Regions from separate parts of the Homo sapiens genome. Here region 1 is linked to region 2. A link is a loop called in an ENCODE intact Hi-C map of the cell type or tissue named here. Cell type or tissue: PC-3. All regions are shown on one strand. Links, peaks and the distances in the headings refer to the core of each region. The heading gives the core; the rest is flanking DNA.

The links. Peaks named below come from ENCODE experiments on the same cell type or tissue, not always from the same donor. Only the 100,000 strongest peaks of a DNase experiment are listed, where the experiment ranks them.
Region 1: it touches region 2 in a loop (5-fold over the local background); 4 of 110 quality-filtered maps call a loop at or near these places.

The regions. Positions count from the first base shown.
Region 1 is chrX:88,134,528-88,137,341 of GRCh38, reverse strand. No RefSeq gene overlaps it. Among named protein-coding and RNA genes, the nearest start is that of CPXCR1, 610 kb to the left of the region's middle. In PC-3, for the core only: a CTCF peak has its summit at 1,428 (motif pointing left); no DNase peak of the experiment used is centred there.
Region 2 is chrX:88,424,665-88,427,478 of GRCh38, reverse strand. No RefSeq gene overlaps it. Among named protein-coding and RNA genes, the nearest start is that of CPXCR1, 320 kb to the left of the region's middle. In PC-3, for the core only: a CTCF peak has its summit at 1,530 (motif pointing left); no DNase peak of the experiment used is centred there; H3K4me3 peaks cover 1,149 bases; H3K27ac peaks cover 467 bases.

The DNA of each region.
Region 1 (2,814 bases), core at 264-2,763, 290 kb after region 2:
AGCCAAAATAGAAGAGTGGCAATGAGGAGAAAAAAGAAATTACATATGGTCCCTATTTCCATCCAGGCCTGGTAACGGATCTTTGTATAAATATTCTCACGTAATCCTTCTGACAGCCTGGTGAGCTAAGTAGTATTATTATCTTGATTATACCACTGAGGTAGCTAAGATTTTGTTAGTAACTTTTCCATTGTTGACACAGTAAATTTTCTCGAACCAAGGCAGTCTGACTCCAAAACCCTTGCTTTTTCCACTATGCCATTCTGCCTCTAGTACTTTTTTCCTTACTTACTGTTTAATGTTCCTTTCTTATATTATTTTGCTGATGTTGTTGTTGTTTTATGAGAAACAAGACCAGCTAAAAGTGTAAAAATATTGGAAACCATGCCTTATGGCATTCCTATAATATCTATTATAAGATACCTACACTCCTTCACATGAAATTTCAGGCATATATAGCAATTACATGAAGACGAGAAACGTTAAAAACTTATAAAAGAATGATAATAATATACACAACCACTGGGGCATTCTTACTTTCCACAGGTGTTGAGTGTAAGATTAATAATTAATAATCCAATGGAAATAATATTGAATCTTGGGTTAGGAAGGAAAGGAAGAATTGTGCTTCTAGCACAATGATCACCTTGAGTACGGACTCCTATAAAGTTTTACTCCCATTATTCTTCTCTGAATCTTTGAATTATAAAATTTTAAAAGTGAGGAAGTTAGACTGTGTCAGGGATTTCCTCAAATCCACGTAAGGAATGCTGAGGAAATGAGAAAGAGCACAGAACTGGCTGGGCCCTAGTTTCTCCGCCTCCTCTGAAGCTGCAGCAGCTCCACCTTCTTTGGTTGTACACATAGGATTTCTGGTTAATATTTGATTTGATGTAAATATATTTCCACCAAAAACAATAAAAATGAAACATATTGATTATTTTTGAAGTCTCCTACAGTTTCATATCATATCTGTGGTTTCATCAGATTTATAATAAAAACTGTTTAAATCTGACAGAAAACAAAAATCTGTTTAAGTGAGAACACCTAGCCTACCTCTTTTTCCTCCTACCAATACATTTTCCCGAAAACACAGCAATATTTTTTCAACTAGTATAACATTTTTCATTTAGCAAATAATTATCAAAGTTTCTATTGTCTGTCAGAGTGGGTGTAAAGCAGGAAGAGTGAAAAGGAAACTAGAAAACATATGCAATTCTTTTTGAAATAGTAAGAACGCAAACAAAAGTCTCCTTTAAGACTAGCTGAGAGTAAGAAAATTTAATTAAATGGGTCCAAACGTGTAAGAATGTGCTTCAGACTAACAGGAGAAAGTGTGGTTGTGTGATTTCTCTTGCAATAATGCTTTATCTTTAATTATTTTTAACCATAAATGTTGGCACTACTCCATTTTTATTAGAAGAATCATACTGCCATCTAGTGATAACCTTGATGATGATTTTTTGCGTTGAAATAAGATGGTTATTTAAACCTGGGAACTCAGTAACAAATTGAAGAAAATTCCCAAAAGCAATATAAAAGTTTCAAAGCATTTGTGTCAGAGAAATTGTAAAACCTTTAACTGTCATTATGTATCAAAGAACATCAGCTATATTTTCAATTCCTTTTCTTTTTAGAATATTGAAAACCGATTTGTACCCTGGTAATCCGTAGTCGATAACTGATTTTGATGACTTTGTAGAGAAATGTCAATATCAGTTGGATCATCCTCAGTGTGTTGAAAAGAACTTACAGCAACAACCAGTGAGTCTATCTAGAAAAGCTTGTTTGATGTCATTGAGAAGGCTTCCCAGGGACCTTTTGTTTCCATATGTAACTCAAAGATACAGACCTTCAGAAACCATCTTTCTTAATTTCCTTGAGAAGAAACTTAAAGCAGGAATAATATGAGAATAGGTCACCACTCTTATAATTTTCACGTTTTGGTTACCCTTAGGACTTCAGTGTACTTCTATCCTGGTAAGTATTAACACTGCACGAATCACACAATTTGTTATTTTTGTTTTAATAAATGGTTGAATTACACTAGAACATAATGTAAAATACACCAGGATCCAATCATAACCTCCAAAACATAAACCCAAAATGTAAACATGATTATGCCTGTGAAACCTTTCTCTTCTCCTTCCTTATTCTTTCTCTGGTATCTTATTTATTTCTATGACTTCAACCATAATATTTATAAAGAAGACTCTTGAATCGTGTTACATGATAATTTGGGGATATTTGTTTAATCCTCATTGCCTAGTAAGATTTTGAAAGTATAAGTTCTAGTCTATGAATTTTTATATAATCCATAGTGCCATGCATGCAGGATCATCTCAATAATGCTTGTGGAATGATATTGGAAAGGAAGCAATAATTCTTCAGATATCACTGTGCATGTGAGGGAGTGGAAAGTGCCAATGTACAAGTAGGATTACTTCACTAATCTCAGTGCATCAATTCATATAAAACTGAGATCAATTTTAACATTTAACATTTGTGGTTAGTTAAAATTATCAGAAATGTGTTGCATAGCTTTTCTCTACGTAAACTTGAAATATTTAAGTGTTCAATATCTTCATATCACAGAATAAACAAAACATATCAAAACTATGACACAAAGGAACACACAGTATCAAAGGCACTAGTTTGACAACGGGCAAACCATTGCTAGTAAGTTTTTTTTGAGACGGAGTCTCGCTCTGTTACCCAGGTTGGAGTGCAATGGCGTGATCTCAGCTCGCTGCAACTTCTGCCTCCCTGGTTCAAGCGATTCTCCTGCCTCAACATCCTGAGTAGCTAGGATTA
Region 2 (2,814 bases), core at 118-2,617:
ACAGCTGGATTTTGACGCTTTTGGTGATCTTGAGAGTTAAGGATTGAAGCTGGCAGGGCCTGGATCTCCGAATGTCTGCATGAAGCAGAGTGCTTACCTCTATTTCCCACATCCCTTTTGCTTTCTACTCTTAATCCATTTGATTTTGGGCAAATAACCTCTTTAAGATTTAGTTTTCTCATTTGCAAGATGGAGAATATGGAAGTATATATTCAGTGGACTTTTTTGTGCAATGTAATTGAAAAAGCAGATGTAAAACACAGAGCCTGTCACATAGTAGGCATTTAAATGAATGAATGATGCAAGTATTAAGCAGAGGGCTATGCTTACAGTAGTAATCAATGTTAATATTCTACTTTTCTATAAAATACATGGTGGGATTTCTCCCCCAATTAAAGATAAAATAAAGGATTTAAGAAAAGACTGGAAAGTGCAAAATAACTGCTCTGTAGAGTATGCTGAGGAATCAATAAATGATGAAGAATATAATCAATCAGCATGAAACAATTACTCTGGCCAGTTTAAACAATTACACTGTGGAGTTGACTGGTGATACAGAGCTGAAAGTTGAAACACAGTCAAGGTTGAAAATTTCTAAAGGGTTGAAGAAATTTGAAATTAAAATCAAAGTTACCTTTTAGGCAAGCATCTTTCTTATTTCCCCACCTATGAAAAAGTATGCCTATTAGGTGAAAAGCTAATGTTAGACACTGAGAATACTTTCTAACTGCTCTTCCTAGTTCTTTAATTCAGCAACTTTGATTTTCAAAAGGTTTTACTTTTTTTTTTTTTTTTTTTTTTTGAGATGGAGTCTCACTCTGTCACCCAGGCTGGAGTGCAGTGGCGTGATCTCCGCTCACTGCAAGCTCCGCCTCCCAGGTTCACGCCATTCTCCTGCCTCAGCCTCCCGAGAAGCTGGGACTACAGGCTCCCGACATGACTCTCGGCTAATTTTTTAGTATTTTTAGTAGAGACGGGGTTTCACCGTCTTAACCAGGATGGTCTCAATCTCCTGACCTCGTGATCTGCCCGCCTGGGCCTCCCAAAGTGCTGGGATTACAGGGGTGAGCCACCGCGCCCGGCCCAAAAGGTTTCACTTTTTGAAAATCAAAATGGAAACTTCATATAGTCCAAAATCAAAAGAGAAACATGCTTGAGTTTATTGTAGGAATTATTGTAAAAGGAGAATCTCTTCCTTGTGTGATATTGTGTGTGTGAGTAGAACTAGATATATGTGCTTTTTCATTGCATGGATACTATACACCATTTTGTTTTCAAACTTAAATTTCCCAATTATTTGTCTCAAACCACTATTATGATTAGAAGTAAGTTTTTATGTTAGCATATTTATGGCAAACACTTGGGAGGAAACATGTAATAAACAGTATTCTAAATAATAGATAAGCAAACTTTTTACGGGGAATTTTAATCATCCTCTTATGAAACAAGAATGTAGTTAAAATATTAAACAATTTCTTAGTCTGCTTTCCTCGTTGAAAAAATTGTGAGAGTATGTTGCAAAATGGCTCCATCTGCTGACAGTTTGCAGTGCCCTGAATTCATCTTGAATTAAACATTTTATATTTGCCCTTTTCAAACGGCTTAAATGGAAGAGAAATTGAATTGGGTTCTGACATATTTGACAAGCGTGTAATTTTAAATAAGTTGTGGATGATTTTTTTTGTAACTAGAGTCCATGCCTTCTGAGTTATATTCTGTATCTACATTTTAGAGGAGAAAATGCTCACTATTAGAGTTGAACTTTAAAATATAGCCAATGTTTGATATCTGATACATAGATAAAATGCAGTTGAAAGAAAACATTTGAAATGTTGGCATTATGGAACATTTGAAGACAGGGAAAAAATTATTTAGAAAGGCAATGAATTCCCTGCAATGTGGGTCTTGAACGTGACAATTACAGTGTTGGTGGGTTCCTGGGACCAGTGATTTTAGTTGTCAATTAGCCTCAAAGCACTAAATACTAAACCAGTAAGCTCCTAATCCAAATGAGTTGGTGGCAGGGGTTAGGGTGTCTGAAATAACCATAAATAACAAAGAAAAAGGTGAGACCTGGTGGAAGAAGCTAAAACAGCTTAAGGGCAATGAGCTTTAAAGAAAAGGATTTCTTCAACCCCAAATTTCAACAGAACCTGGTTCAAATTTCAAATAAGGGTAGGAAAGTGCTGCTAATTCATCAGTTCCTTTTTCTTCTAAGTGATGCTGATCACTATTAGAAGATACAGAGATAATCTCAGCCACATCAGTACTGTGCAAATGATTTTACACAATGATTTTATACCTCTCCTGAGGTGCTTGTCAGTGTTTCGTGGAAAAATAGGCAACCTCTCATCTGTGATGTTTGATTCATAGCCCTTAGTTTTTGTTTGTTCATTTCTGATAAAACTTCAGGACTCAACTTTCTCCCATTGCACCTCAGGACTATTATTGTCAACATGCAAAATAATGGCTCAGGATGGTGAGGAGATGATATGTGACTGCGATTGGCATTGGAGTGGGCTGAGAAGAAAGCATTTCGTCCTTGTATTGTAGAATAACATAGGAAGAGGGGGCCCATAAAAATGCTCTGGAAAGATTTTGCCACTTTAGAAAGTTGACATCTTGGTATCTCCTCATAGCCTTCTCAATTTCCTCTTAATATCTGAGTACTCTTGGTATAATTTGTTTCTATCTGTCTGTCCGTCTCTGGCCAACCCCCGCCAAAGCCCCTGCCAATCCTGCCCCCTGCCCCTGCCAGGGTGTGTACGCGTCCATGGCTTTCCAGGGGGATGTGTGCATTTTTCCTTGCTAAGA